2 separate regions of the Mus musculus genome follow, and region 2 is linked to region 1. A link is a loop called in an ENCODE intact Hi-C map of the cell type or tissue named here. Cell type or tissue: heart. All regions are shown on one strand.

Evidence for each region. Peaks named below come from ENCODE experiments on the same cell type or tissue, not always from the same donor. Only the 100,000 strongest peaks of a DNase experiment are listed, where the experiment ranks them.
Region 2: a loop joins it to region 1, with 2.4 times the contacts of the local background. A loop is called at or near these places in 3 of 42 quality-filtered maps.

The regions. Positions count from the first base shown.
Region 1 is chr17:14,381,631-14,389,630 of GRCm38, reverse strand. The region is part of intron 9 of Smoc2 (SPARC related modular calcium binding 2); the gene reads right to left. It overlaps 4930474M22Rik (RIKEN cDNA 4930474M22 gene), which reads left to right. Exons shown (of 3, transcript NR_027986.1): 3 at 198-524. Among named protein-coding and RNA genes, the nearest start is that of 4930474M22Rik, 13 kb to the left of the region's middle. In heart, no CTCF peak of the experiment used is centred here; a DNase peak (open chromatin) is centred at 4,430; H3K27me3 peaks cover 7,285 bases.
Region 2 is chr17:14,239,978-14,247,977 of GRCm38, reverse strand. It overlaps Gm34772 (a long non-coding RNA gene), which reads left to right. Exons shown (of 4, transcript XR_385416.3): 4 at 1,097-1,560. Among named protein-coding and RNA genes, the nearest start is that of Gm34567, 5.7 kb to the left of the region's middle. In heart, no CTCF peak of the experiment used is centred here; a DNase peak (open chromatin) is centred at 3,177; H3K27me3 peaks cover 4,388 bases.

The sequences.
Region 1 (8,000 bases):
GCCAAGCAGCCTCTTGTTATGTGAAAAGCCTGGGAGAAGATGACTAAAGGGGGTCCGTCAGCTTTACCATTTCCAGCTCACTGGGGCATCAAGCCTGGTAGAGTGGAGGGAGGGGGATGCTATATCTCATGATTTCAGAAAATTCTATCTAAATCTACAACATGGCCAAGTCACTAAACTGTTTTCTTCTCCTCCAGACTGTCAGTCAAGGGAAAGGGCCCAAGAAAGTCCAGAAAAAGATTCCAGGAAAGTGGCAAATTCTCTAAGGAAAGACTATGCCCATCTGACCCATCTCCCTATGACCCAGCCAATGGCATAGGTGAAATTACCGATCATAGAACATATCTAATACCACGGTGCAAGAGGACCACATGGAAAGCATTCGAAGCTCTTCTAAAACACAGGCTCTTCTCGGGCTTTTGGCTTTCTTCACTCTGGATGCCTAGGTCTGGTTTCTGGGTGCTGTTCCTCTCTGTCTATTATCATCAACCTTCTCCTTAATAAATCAGCTCAAAGACACTGTCTTCTTGGTTCCTCTGATGAGAGCTTCCTGTTCTGTACAATACAACTCTGTTAGCCAGTGTATCCCTACCATGAATTCAACCTCACAGGAGCCAGCTCCAACCTTTATTGCTTGGCTGGGGATAGTGTTTGTTGCATTTAGGAAACTAGACCCAGCCATATGTGTTTGGATTCTTTCTACCTTAGAAATCTTGGCAAGAGAAGCCATGCATGTAGCATCCTCACTGGAGATGAACAAGACTCTGCAGTCTTCCCATGGTTCATCCAGATACTGCCCTAGAGAACTCGGGGCTTCTTTGCAGAGTAGAGGCCGTGCATTCTCACAGGGTGTGACTATGTAGTCAGGTGACTGAATGAGAGGGCTTAGGAAGGGAACATTCGAGGCACAGAGGGACACGTTAGCTTCTTACACGTGATATCACTTCCAGGGCAGCAGGGAAAGTTGGACCATGGACTGAGCCTCAGAATCCCACCTTAAAACCCAGTGGCCCAGTGCCTGCTAATCTGCTCTCAGACTCAACTGCACCATAAGTGGTGTCTCTGCTCAATAAAAGTCAAAACAATCTAACTCATTTCTTGATGACCCTTGGGTTGTAGCAAGGAGAGTATTGTTAATGTAAAAAGTGCCAATTGACTGCAGGGATCCCTTCCTATGGAAAGATACCAGATGGTCTGCATGTCATAATCTCAGACAAACTGGAATTTCCCAGGTGACAACTGGCCTATTTAATTGAATCTTTGGAGCTATGAGTTTACGAAGTCAATGTACTGGGGCAGCCCCAACCCTCTGATGACTTGTGTGGAAACTCATACGGTACACGGCCATTCTGGTGAATAAGAGTAAGGTTTGGGCTGCTCCAGGAGACCTGGCCCATCTTATATTATTTGGGTTCAGGAAGAATCAAAAGCAGACAGTAGAGACAGTGAGACAAGGTCAGAGAACATGAAGTCAAGATGACAGACGAACCTTGGTGGAGTAACCATATACTGGTGGCATAACCATATACTGGTGGTGTGACCACATACTGGTGGCCAGGAAAATGGACAGACAAGCACTAGGTGCCCATACACAGTGGGCACCAAGGTGAGAACACCCATGCTTGCCACCCATGGTGGTACTCTTCAAGCAGAGCAGCCAAGATTATGTTCAAGAAGGAAGAAGAGTTTTTCAAAAGACAAGGCCAGCATCTCCTCACCCTCTGTCCTGGATCTTTTCTGACTTTATCCTCAGAGATGGGTTAACAACCTCCTATCTGGTCATCAGGCATAAGACACACTGAATGGGTGCCAATGCTGGTGGGAGGCGAGGTGAGGTGTCAATGGAAGATCTGAGGGATGCTAGAAAGGGCAGAGTACCCCAGAGTTTTTATGGAGACCTCAATTCATCTCTATTAACCCTATAGAAACCTTGCTAAACAAGCCAGTCTGATTAAAGCCAGGATGTAGGAAGGGGCTGTGATACAAATGAAGGAACAACTTACACTGGCTAAATGCTGCTGGCTTTGCATTTGCAAACAGGCTCTCTCTGGAGTCCATCCCCAGCTTGTTTATCAGAGCTGAGACGGATTATCTCCTACAGCCTTTCCCTGGCCTTGCTCCAGACGCCTTCACCTAGACTGTCATAAACCCAGCGCGTTAGGGAACGGGAATCCAGTTCCATTCTGAATGGAATGTTGTCACCTCGTGCTTATACATATTTATAGGTTAAGTTAATAACCTGAAGGATTTTCTATACCCCTAGAGTTTTACTTGGGAGGCAGCCACTGGATGGGGAAACTGGAAGCCATGTTTTCTTTTCAATAATGCTTACATCACCACTAGGAATCCTGTTTCCTCAGTTCAGAGGTGGCACAGCATGCAGCGCCCTGGCACACGTGCTTCCTGTCTGCTTTACACCCTGCCTCAGGAGGCTACCTACCAGACATCAAATCCCACGGGTGGTGGGACCTGGACAAGAACGGCAGGCTGTGAGAAGCAGAGACCTGATACACTTTGTGCAAGGGACGTCCCTGGTCTGGTTCTGTGCCTGGCTTGGATCACACCAATCAGTCTCGGCATTTCTGGGCTCTGTATGCTCATTGCTTTCCTGTCAGAGTGGGCCCTGGTCCTCTGCATCCCAGTCATGAGAGCAGCATGCTGGCTCTGGTGAAAGCTGCTCTCCTTCTGTGTGTCTGCACAGTGCCCCAGTGTTCTCTGTCTCTGCTGCTTTAGACTTCAGTGAGAGCCTCAACTAAGGCTCCAGAGTCCCAGGCCCACAGGAGTGCATGGCACCCTTCAGCAAGGGCCTGTGAGGGGAAATGGCTTGACTCTAGGAAAATGTCAAACTTCTCAGCGAAGGGCGCACATGCTATCGTGGTAAAATGTGTAGGGAAGAAGTCAGCATGAAAAGAAAATGAGGATGTTGAGTTGAGGCGGAAGAGAAGCTGTGCTAATATGCAAAAGGTAGAGTCCCATTTGATGGCAGCAGCTATGGCAGGAGGAAATAAATGGTAGTCACTGTGACTGAACATGCAGGTTACAAAACACCCTTCCTGACAGGGCACAAGGAGCAGACTCCCTGTGTACTATGAAGCAAAAACTGTGTGTGAGGAGTGACTCCTGCCCCAGTGTGAATAAATAGGTCACTTCAGTGGGTGGGCAGTCAAGACAGATGCTGAAGTCACAGGCCTGAGCCAAGCTTGGGCCCGGTACAGTCATGGGCTGTGGGAACTAAAAAAGGGGGCCCTGGGGAAGAGGGGGAAGGGAAAAGGCCCACACCCCGCCAGAGTTCCACCTATACGCTGGTCAGTCAGGTGTGGGAGGGCTGCTAACTATCTTCCACTCATCCCTGGGTGGGCATTCCTCTATCCCACTCTTCAGGGGGTGGCCAAGGTGCAGCCCTACCTGGGGAGCCCCGGAGCTACCTTGCTAAAGCCCCAGGGTTATAGGAGAGAGAGATGAGGGCGGTGGATCTTGATGAGCAGAGACTCTCTATGGTTTTAAGAGATTTATTATAGAAATGCAGGGAGAAAGAGAGAAGGGAGAGAGAGAGAGAGAGAGAGAGAGAGAGAGAGAGAGAGAGAGAGAGGAGAAAGGCTAGAGAGAAAGAGAGTAAGAGGGAGAGAGAAGAGGAGAAGACAGAGAAAAGAGAGGAGAGAAGACAAAGAGAAAGGGGGTGAGAGTGAGGGGTAAAAAGCAAGAGAGACGTAAGAGCATAAGAGGTAAGAGAGCAAGCAGGGGCTGAATAGCCCTTTTTATGGTCTTTACTGTTGCTAGGTAACTGGGGAGGAGTTTAGCCTGAAGATCAGAAGCTTGGGCCATTGCCTATGTGACTTCTAGCCATGCTTCTCTTGTGGGGGCTGTGGGGGGCAGTAACTTAGGCAGGAGCCAGAGTTCTAGGAGCATGAGGGAACGCCTACCATTCATGAAGGTGAATTATCACCACCGGGGTTCAAACCTCAGCTCAACTGGAGACCAGCCTGCAATTCCCCACCATGGGCAGAGGGATAGGTGGTTGGCACATGCCCATGACTCCCCAGCCCACTGTCACCCAGATTATATGCTAGGCTATCTTGAAATAGGGTCATCTCCTCACACACATTCCTGTAACTATATTTCTTCAGGGAGAGCCCAACAAGCAAGGTTCTCCTCTTAGGATTCCCCAATCTGAGCCGATGAGAACCCATTTGTCTCAAACTCACACACTCAGCATCTGACTAGGACCCTAGGCTCTCCCTTGCAGAGGTGTTGGGCAAGCTCACGCAGTTCAGGTACTTATAGAGTCCACTCGAACACATAGGAACTGGTCAGTCAGGGGGCTGAATTTTTATAAGCATATTCCACACTAAGGAGTGCATCAGGCAGGTACTACCAGATGCCTTCATATGCAGCTTAAAGTCCCAGTGCAGATGCTGGCCTACAGCCCAGGGGCCTGGTGAGCTCATATAACAGTCCTGAAGAATGTTGAGAGTCCGGGTTGCTCTGACAACAGGAATCCAATAGTGATAACGTAGTTTCAGGATGAGTGCCCAGTAGCCCTCTTTTTTGACCTTTGTTGGCCACAAATCATCATATACAACAGGACAAACCTACACACGGGGACTGACGGGCTTAGGGACAGCATGGCTGAACTTTCTCAGTACCATGTCTGTTCTTGCTCTTTAAAGACGGGACATAAAGCACAGCCGGTGCAGCTGGTGACGGGCCTCCCTCATCACTTCACGTCCCCTGAGAAGCATGCAGTGCATGTAGTTGTGTTGGGCCATACAACCAGCCTGATGGCCTGGACAATAATTCCATTAAGCAAGTGTCTGACAACCCACAATCTGTTTGTTAGCTCTGGGCCTCTTAATGGAGGGGTGAGCAAGAGATGAGGTGTATATCTGTAAGGTGAAGATATGCAGTCTGGTGGAGGAGGTAGGCATGAGTGGCCTGCACAGGACCGAGGTGGTGGGGACATGCACACACTGCCTGCTTGGGTTCCAGGCAGTAGAAACATGCATACACTGCTTGTGTTGGTTCTGGACCCAGTTATTGACTGCTTCTAAGAAAACTGGGACTCTTAAGACACTGCACAAAACCTCATGACAGGTCAACTAGGAATTTGCTACCAAGCTGAAGGATGCACTATTTGCCTTTAATATGTAAAGAGTGAAGACGAAAAAATAAAATTACCAAAGGCCAATGCCAAGGTAAAAAACTCAGACTCCTGAGGGCAACAATATGTGGCTGGACCCAACTTTCAGTGCATGTAGTTCTGTTGGGTCACAGCACCTCAAGCTAACCCTGCTGTCCCTGTTCCCCACGAGCCCTGCAGAGCACAAGCATGATGTAAGCTAGGAATTCTCTGGATTCCCAGTCAGCTCCTCAGCTGCCTAGGAGCTGATCCAGGACACTGTGCAGCCCTGCAGAGCTCCCCTGCCTCCAGGTCTACACGATCATGCTCCACAATGCATCTGAATGATTGTTTTGATAAACTGTGATTACTCACTTCTCAGCCCCAAGGGAGTAACCCAAGTTCCTCAGCCGGGCAAAGTCTGATTCCGGAAGATTCCCACCTTTAAAGTGTGTCTGAGCACTAGGTGTGACTTCTGTCTGCTTAAGACTCCCCACAGACTCTTGCTTTGGTACTTAAAAGGTCACTCCAAGCATGAGAGCTTGTGTGAAAACAGTGGTGAGAACCTGAAACTGGTCCTACTGGGTGCTTCTGGGAAGGCCTCAGAATACACAGGCCAAGAGTGGCTTCCAGGAATCTCCACCTCATGCCTAGACTTTGCCAAATTCCTACAGCCACGATCTCAGAGGCGGAGGAAACACTGTCTTCACTGAAGGACACACGAGTGCTTCCCAGAAACTCTTCCACCTGCAGCTATAGGCACCAGCTCTGATAGAAAAAACAATCTCTTATAAGCATCACCTGCCAATAAAAATGCGTATGGCCAATGAGCTGAGGCAGGAAATAGGAGGTAGGACATCCAGAGAGAATTCTGGGAAATAATTGGAGGCACTGGAGATTTATGCCACAGTGCTGAGGAGACAGATATAAACCAGCTGGCAGCTCAACTCAGGTGAGAATAAACAGAAAAATGACTTACAAGCTAGTTGGAGAATAAGCCAAAGCTTATAGCCTAGATATTCATTAATAATTAGTCTCAGGGTTGTTATTTCTGGGAATTAAATAGTTGGAAGGAAAATCTAGATTTTACAGACCCTCAAGTGTCCTCTTCTCCCTTTGTGAGCTGTAGAGGGGTAGGTATGGCTGTCAACAGGGAAGGGCAGGGGTTGATGGGCTGTAGCCCAGCTCCTTGTTGATTCTCTAGGCACAAAACAACTGCCTACTTCTACTAACTTAGAAGCTATATGGCTTCCCAGATGCCATGCATAGAGGATGCTGGGGTGGCAAGTTCTGGGGAGCCAGTCTGTGCAAAAAGAGTATGTGTCTCAAGAATTAAAAGTATGGCAACATACATCTCATGGCCAGAGCAGAGCAATGGGCAGCGGTGGCACTGTGGGTATGTCTATATCCGGGTGTCTGCTTTATTCCTCTCATTACTCCAGAAAGAATTCTCCATTAGAAAAATTGCAGAGATAAAATTCCCACCATTACATTGAATGAGCAAGTTGCCTGCTTTGCTCCAGGGAAGGTGAGCGGTAATTACTATCTAGCAAGATGGTGTGAAGTGACAGCCAGCCTCTCTGCTGAGCATGTCAGTGTGCCCCAGAGGTGTCCTGACATGACAGTTATCACAAGGTCCTCAAGCTTTGAGCACCTCTTTGACTTCATGAGACCCTGATGACAAGACGGCCGAGTGGGGACTGAGGAAAGCATCAACTGTTGTCTGGGGACAAGAGGATCCCACAGGCTCAAGAAACCGATTAGATAGGAAGAACCCACGGGAAAAGATAGACCAGCAGTGCCACCCGCCAGCAGCAGCGTCCTCAATCATTCCAGGAATTTCTGAAAGTCAATTAGCACATAAGGGGCAGCCTTATCACCCTTTGTCAGACAGAGACTCCATGTCACTGCGACTGCCTGCCCTCAGTTTGACAAGCTAAAACAAAACTAGGATGAAATATTAAATCTTGTTCAAGGAAAACAATCTAGAAATTTCCAGGCCCTGCTATTTGTTCATTATAAACCATGCTTCCTTCCATTTTTGGCTATCCAGGAGCGTCCCGTTCGCCTGTCACTGGTCTATACAGGTGGGCACTGAGGTCTTGGCCTGAAGAACGTTATCAAAAGAATATAATCCAGTTTTTGCTTCCAGCAGGGTCTTTTCATAACCCTGCCTGCTATAGCTGTAGCCCCAGATGCCTGCCTGGATCACCTCAGGGAGCTGGGTGCGGCTGTCTCCACCCATGGACTTTCTCTAGCAGGGGACTGCCAACCGCCCAATGCCTGTGCCTTCCCCCTGAGGGGCCTGACTCGGCATGGTTGGGGATCAGCTGAGATATTCTTCTAATGAATCCGGACAATAGCTTCCCAGAATTCTACCCAAGCCTGCTCAGGTACTCAGGTGTCAACAGAGATCGTAACAACCACCAGTCTTTGTTTGTTCTACCAGTCTCTCAGTCTTTCTAATTATGTCTGTCTGTCTCTGTCTCTGTCTCTCTCTGTCTCTCTGTCTCTCTCTCTTTCTCTCTCTCTCTCACACACACACACACACACACACACACACACTCACACACACACACACATACAAACACACACACTGTAGGAAAGGAACAACTCACATTGCCAAAGAGGGGTAATATCCTGATCAGCTCTTGATTTAAAACACAGGGTGGGTACTGGGGGTGAAACTTGATTTCAGATCACAGAAAACGATTTAGTAGGAGTGAGAAGAAAGGCAGCAAAGGAAAACAAACACTGTCTGAGTGGCTTCACTCAGTGAGGCGAGGCAGCAGCCAACGTGACAGGCTAATAGTGTCACCTCGCTTCCCAGCTCACCAGCCTGGGACATGTGCCACCTGAAGGTTGTCACCACCCTCTGGAATCC
Region 2 (8,000 bases), 140 kb after region 1:
TGTGCCGAGGGGCAGATGAACCACCCCGACTCCTCATCCCAAGTGTGCATGGGAGACTGTCTGTGATGACCAGTACAAGGGTCAGGGCTTGGCCACAGGCCGCTATACACAGCGTTGCTCAGAGCTCTGCCCACCGCTCTGACAGGTCATCTGCTGCCCACCTCAGTGAACACCTACTTGCCCTCATCCTCCCAAAGTGATGGTGCTGCCAGGCACCCAGCCCCTGTGGCTGAAAGACGCCTCTGCACTTGCTTCATGCTGTCCACATGTGAGATCTGTTGCTGTCACCTGGTACCTGTGAACAGCACTCAGTGCTGGGTGCTACACTTCTATGTGTGTCTGACTCGCTGTGATTCCCTAGAAACAAGGTGTGACTGCCAACTGGATTGTCTCTGGTGTCAGACAAGAGACACATCTCTGGGTGGATCTGTATGGGTACCTTACAGAGGTGAGCGTGGGAAAAACCCTCCCCCAGAGCGGGAAGGCAACCCAGATATAAGAAATGTCAGGGAAAGCCGTGCCCCTTGCCTGCCTGCCTTCCCTTCTTGCTAGTGAGTGCATCTGTGCTGTTACTTCTGGCTTTCTGCTATTAGAACCCAGATTCTCAGCCTTCCCATGTGAACTGTAGACTAGAGATTGTCCTCCAGGCCTTCAGCACCAGGGTGGGATGTCAAGGCATTCAGTATGATAGACGGAGAAACTACCAGGTTCTCAGCCTCTCCAGTTTGCAGACAGTGTCTACTACATAAGACAATCTAATAAACCTATATATATATATATATATATAGGTTTATTACATTTTGTACATATATATGTGTGTGTGTGTATATGTATGTATGTATATGTATATACACACACACATATATACATATATATAGTGTGTATATGTATATCTATATACATATATGTGTGTGTACATGTATATGTATGTGTGTGTAGATACATGCATATATAAGTATATACGTATGTGTATATGTGTATATAAATATACATTGAAAGGGATTTATTATATACATATATTTGTGTATATGTGTACATATATAAATATATATGTATATATATATATATTCATACTACTGGTTCTATTTCTCTACAGAACTCAAGAGCTCCTGATGTGTCCTGGGTTGAGGGAGAGGTGCAAGTTGATAGACAGTGACAAAGAACAAGCCGTGGCTCCACAGGGCTCCCATCTCCAGGTATGAGCTGGCCTGAAAAGGTAAGTCCTCTCTGTCCTCTACAGAGATGCTTCAGCCTGAGTCAAGCAGGCCCAGGAGGCTCTGCCCAGCATGTGATTTCCAATACTACTACCAAACCTACAAGGGTCTGAGGAGACACCGGAGAACCATGACCAGGCTGTTGTCCCCAGTGCTCAGGAAAATCCCCATTCAACTTGCTCACAGACAAATGCATATCTGGAAGCCATGCCTAGATGGTTATATTACATAATAACTAACTTCTGGAAATAACTGACTTTGTATGTCTGCCCAGACATGATGATTTCAGCACCCAACACAGGGGATTAAGAGCTTAACAGAATTTTAATCCAGTCTCTCTAATCCAGAGGGCAGGAACCGAGACCTGGTTTTGTTTCTGTCACTCACATGACAGATGTCTAAAACTGTTGATTTGATTCCATCTAGATACTGACTTACCTTGGTTGACTCATCCCTTTTCTGTAGGTGATAATAGTTTAGGCTTCTGTTGGCTTCCCAGTTGTATTTCTGTGAGCTCAAATGTTATTTTTTCCAGTAAAGTGTCTCTGACAATCAGCTAGTGAAATGACGCTGACTTCTCCAATCCCTCGTCTCAGTCCACACGGGCAGCAGGTTTCTCCTGGACTGCCTCCCCAGGTGTGACTGTGTTAGGGTCCTGCCGCCTGTGAGGCAGGCGAGTATCCTCCAGTGGAGTGAGTGGGGCATGCAAGTTGGGCCGAAACACAGTGGATCAGAATTCCATGTATTTTCACATGCTAAGCACACAGCATCAATCCAAGGCTTAAAGTATGGGTTTCCAAAGACTGATTTTAGCCTTGGACTCAGATCCCTTTTTTTAAAGAACCCTTGCCTAGAAACTTAAACAGACAGAAGTGATAAACAGAGGTTTGCTGAGATGGCCTGGCTGGAATTCAGGCTTTTGCTCCTCCCAGGGGAACTTGGGGGCTATGAGGAAACTTTGAGGGAGAAAGGTGCCACAGGCCTGAGAAGCTCAGCTGTGGGTGTCACCTAAGCAGGCAAGAGCACTGTGCCTAAATAGCTCTACAGTGCTTGCTACACAGAAGACGAACTCCCTGGATAGTGGCCCCTATTCTCTTGAGCTGTCCCTCGGCTTGTCATGCTGCCATCGACCTACATTACCACTGAAGACAGAAGGATAGGCTACCGTATTGCTGTGGATACTTCCCTGTCTACGGTGGCTCTCACAGGGCAGATCCTCAAAGTTCCCCATCAGCACCACTGTCCAATCCCATCATGCTGGTATTTGGTAAAAGACCACATAAGAAAGAGGCATGGACACTAACACCCTGTACCCCAGGTCACAGTGTGCACACACATACTGGAATCTTGTGTGTCCCCACAAACAGGAGGAATCTTGGGAGTCCGCACTCAGATGCACAGAGAATCCTGGATCCCTAACTACCTGAAGACACAGGAACAGCCCAGAACCAGCTCAGAATTTAGACATGTGTGAGCATTCAAGTCAAGGGCAGGCCAAAATAGGCCTGTAGTGTTTTGTTTAGTTTTGCTTAAAAATATATATATCTATATCTGACAAGTTAAAACTAGACAGAAATATGCCTGAGGTTACCCAGCTGCAAGGAGCCTGGCGGATCACGGGTGAGATGCTGTCCAATGTTCATGTCATTAGCGATAGTTTCTCTGCTGTGAAGGAAGGCACTCGGTTTTGTTTGTGTCTGCTTTTCCTCCTGGTGCGGTTTGTGTTTGTGTTTGTGCCCCAGGAACGAATGCTTCTGGATTCTGGAGACAGAGAGCTGGCCCCCAGAGGCCCTTGTTTGAATGGGACTCTGCCTTCACTCGGTGGGGAAGCTGTTGGAGGAAGATCCCAATCAGAGCTGCAGATCAGCCGGGTGTGCTGCAAGCCCAGCCAGGTTCTGGGAACGGCTGCCAGGCCTTGGCTGAGACTTGCTGCCAGGTTTCTGCCCTCACTATCCTCTGAGGACATTTGATCAGCAACCGTGGCCAATGTCGAGTGTCCACAGAAACCCCAGCCAAACATGGGGACTCCCGTGTCTCACAGCTGGGACTCTGCTTGTCTCACATCCCCTGTGTATGTGTGTAGTGCTTTTCTGGTTCACATGGACCTGGCAGAGAGCAGAGAGCACTCACTGGCTTGACTGTGGTTCTGTTCAGAGCCCCAAAGTGGATTATGGGCTCACTTGGAGAAGAAAGGGTGACAGTTTTCAGTTTCAGTGACCTGAGGCTACTTGTTCCACTTGGTTTCTACCAAGGAGAAGGAGTGGCTATGAAGAGCTTGTGAAGTGGCCCACATACCTGGCAAGCTCACCTCACTAGGCACACCTGGCCTGGCAGGTGCCCTGCAGACCACCTAGCCACGGTGACCAATGCTTGCAGGTGCAGGCAGCTTGGAGATGGTTCCTAGGCTGTGTAGAGCTGAAGTTAAAGGGCGGAGTCGGCTTGGGTCTGAGCGCTTCCCAACTACCTTGCAGGCTGGCCTCAGAGCTCTCCTTCTCACTTGCTGGTTCTTAACATCTCAGGATGGGCCTTAATCAGTGATCTGTTTCATTTCCTAGCAGTGAAGCAAACGCTTTTCCTAGGAGGTTCAACCAGGACCCTGAATGTTATGCCCTGCTCTTGATGGCCAGGGGACATCCAGGCCTGTCGGATAAAGCAGAATACAGATAGCCTCTATCTTTCCTCTCGAACATGAACACTCAGAATAAAATAAGGTCTCCAAACAGTCTCTTGGTGCCTTGGGGGCCACACTGGTCACATCTCCAAGGATGCAGCCATCCTTCCATACTGTCTCAGGGCACAGCCATCCTGGGATCTAGGTCCACTTGCTCTGTCTGCCACTGAGATTCCCCCCCCCCCCCCGCAACACACACACACCTGGTTCCTTGCTTCCTAGGCTCCTATGTAAGCCCCTTCATGCAATAGACAACTTCATGCAGTAGATGGGGTGTTGGGGACCTCTCCAAGGGGAGTTAAGGGAAAACCTTGTTCTCTTATGTGTGCTCCAGATTCAGAAATATATAAACTCATTCCTCGAATTGTCAGAGCCCACCCTGGCTGTGGCTACCTGGCCCTCAGGTTAGATCTGAAGCCAGCTCGCCCTCCACAGACACTGTTGTGAGTTCTTGACAGTGGCCTCAGTTATTTGAGTATTCGGGCTATTTTTCACATAACTCTGGTTTGATTAAAACCCAAATACATTTGGCCAACCACGTTTCCCTTTAATTTTTCAGCAGATATTTATTTTAAGGGAAATATAAGCCATGTATTACCAATTCCCCTTGTTGCGGCCTCCAAGCCAGCCGTTGGTGGTTGGGGGCCCCTGCCAGTGCCCTAGACTGTCCCTGAAAGTCCCGTTCAGGGGAGACAGCCACCCACTACACAGCCATGCACAGAACCCACAGTGAACGGCCTGTAGTCCTCTGATACGTGCTGGGTGCGGATGTGTGTCAGTTCTGAACAGGACTGAGATTTTGTTGTTGTAACTTATAACCCATGATTTGTGAGTGGTTTTAGACTAGGAAAAACATGTTTTTGCTGCTCTGACTGACGGAGATCTCAAGTCTGAGGGAACGATCTGACATTCCCAGACCCGGTCATCTACAGAAAACTTTCCAGGACCCCATTCTCTTTCTGTCCTGAGCTACTGGCTGATCTACTGACGAGAGGGAGAATGGGAGGCGAACATGTCATTGAAAATGTTCGATCCTCTTTATGCATCTCTGGGGAATGGTGCAGCCAATGTGGAAATCAGTGGAGGGGGCTCTTACAAAAACTAAAAATAGAACTTTCCAGATTAGCCTGTTATACCCCTCCTTAGTAAGACCCAATGCCGACGTGTCTTAGAGATACTTGCAAATATTCATGTGTTCACTGCAGCACTGCTCATGCTGGCCAAGTTTATTATGGTCAACCTAGATGCCCATGACAGATGTGGGCGAGATGTACCACAGATGTGGGCGAGATGTACCACAGATGCACAATAGGGTTTTATTTAGCCATAAAGAAAGAAGTATTTGTGGGAAAATGGGTGCGACTGGCGATCACTGTACCAAAGAAAATGAGTCAGATTCGGAAAGATACATATCATATCTTTCTTTTCTCGTCTGTGAGTAATAGGATTTATACAGACACACAGAATCACACATACATGTAGAACATGGGAATAAAAATAATGCTAGGGTGACAAAGGGGATGGCAGGAGAAGAAGGGGGAGGAGGAGAGATGCTTGACATATCTGAAATATTATTGAGAAGGACTTTGTATAACACATCGGCATGTATTCATGTATAGTGAATTTTAAATAATAGTTTAAAATTTTTTCAAGCCAGGCATGGTGGCGCACACAATTTAATCCCAGCACTCAGGAGTCAGAGGCACTCAGATCTCTGAGATTGAGGCCAGCCTGGTCTACAGAGTGAGTTCCAGGACAGCCAGGGCTATACAGAGAAACTGCCATGAAAAAAAAAAAATGAAGCTCACAGAAATTTCCTTTCTAAGCCAACCACGACAGCAACATCATTTCCTCAAAAGGAAAACACAAAGCTCTCTTTAATCAGCTTGCCATTACTCATTACTGTAACAAAAAACCTGAGACAATTAGCTTGTGAAGAGAAAGGTTTACTGTGTCTCGTGGTTTTAATAGTTCCAGCCCACGCTTGGATGGACTCAGCTTTTGGGGCATTTCGGGTACTGATAGGGAAAATGAGACAGAAGAAACTTCACATCCAGGAGGCCAACAGAGAGGAGGAAAATCCCAGAGACCCGTGGGATTTTCTCCGCAGGCCATGCCCTCGGCATCTAAGGGCCAGTTAGTCTATCTCTATCTTCTTCTACTTCCCAGTGGCACTGCCGTGAGGAGCCTTTGACACGCACCCAATGGGGGATACCAGACACCTAAATACAGCATTTTATTGCTATCCCCAAAGGCTCATGTCCATCTCACAGTGCAAAAGACCCTCAGTCCATCCCAGGATTATCCAAGTCTCACCTGTTCAGTGTCACCCCAAGGGACACGTCTGAAGACTCCCTTGAGATTCCAGACAAACTTGACCAGGAGCCCCTGTAACAAACCTTCGACACCCAGATTCATACTCTAAAAATGAAGAATAGAGAGAAGCAGAGAGGAGGTACCAGGCCAAGACTGAAACTCAGCAAGGAAAACATAACTTGAAGTCATAGTCTCCATGGCAACTTCTAAGGATCATGATCATGGGCCATGAACTCTGAGGAACTCCACCCTTACAACATGGCTGGTTGCAACACACATGACTGCTCTCCCAGGCAGGCTTCCCACGCTATCGATAGTTTTCCAAACACATGCTTCATATTCCTGGGTCTCCACTGTCCTATTGATGACTGCACGGATCATCTCTGATCCTGCCACACACTGCCCTGGCATCGAGAGCATTTCCTTGAAATCCCACTGGAAGCCTCTGACAGCATAACAACTCGTACCCTCTGCCCATCTGCAGAACCAGTATGGTGGAGACGATTGTGAGGTGTGCTTGAACCAACAGGTATGCTTGAGCCATATTTATGGTACCCTTGGGACATTTCACGGGCTGAGCAGAAGGAAGTGGATCTGAATCCAAGGACAGTTCTGGGCATGCAGAACACTCCAGGGCTCTTTGGGTTGGGGGTGGGGGAATCTGCCCTGGAAAAATCTCTGAAACACATTTGCATTTCTACACTTCTGAGCCTCTGGTAAAGGCCTGGAGCACTTGGGTGCTTTATGTTGAACTGTTGACTGTACCTGCCCTGGATAGAACAAAAATAGACACTTCTTTCTTGGCCGTGCCACAGGTTTTCCAGATCCTGCTATTCTGCTCCCCCTTTGATGCTGATCCTCACTTATAAAGTTGGCTAAAGAAGAGTTACACTCACTCATCTGTCTGGACACTGTGCTGCCTTCGAATTCTCTCCACCAGAGGAGTTGTCTGTCACCTTTTAAGCTCAGTCTTAACAAGTCCCAGGACACGGACAAAATGCAATCATTTTTTTATGTTGTAGTACAAATACGGATAGCCTCTTTATAGTTCCCAGGAGACTGTTCTGTTCATGTTCATCTGAAACCTCATCAAGATGGCCTCTACTGTCTACATTTTCTTCTACATTCTGTTCTGAGCTTGCGCAGAATTGCCAATACAGTCTCCTCAATGTGCTCCAGGTTTTTCTGGCTGCTCCTTTGAGGCCCTCCAAGCTCCCCCTATAAAGCAAAGCCTCCTCCATCTTGCCAATATAGCTGTACCAATGATCTCACTCCTGACACCGATTCTTTATATTAATCAGATAGACCAAGATACCTAAAATAATGAACTTATGAAAATGTTTATTTTCAATGATGGTTTGAAAGGTCTAGTCCAAAATTGGGAATACCCACCCTTTAATGAGCCAGAAAACAACAGAGAGAGGGGGGAGAGAGAAGAGAGTCAGGGAAGAGAGAGAGAGAGAGAGATCAGAGCCTCATAGTCCCTTAAAGACAGGGAAAAGCTAAAGACCCGTTATGTCTTTTGTAGGTGCTATTACAAGCACATGACAGTGACAGCTGGGCAGTCGTCATGCCAGGCGTCCATGAAGACTCCCAGCGAGTCAGCCCGGTGTGGGCTCACTTGTGTCCCACAGCCCTACCGTTTACAAGAGCTTGGCTGGTATAACTGTGACCACAGTGTGACTCATTGCTCCTTTATTGGCTCCTGTTTTATTTCAACAGCCGTCACTCATGGTCGTCTTCCGTGCCCACAGCCAACCCTCTATAAGTAGGAAATGTGCTAAGTGAGGATCCTCAGG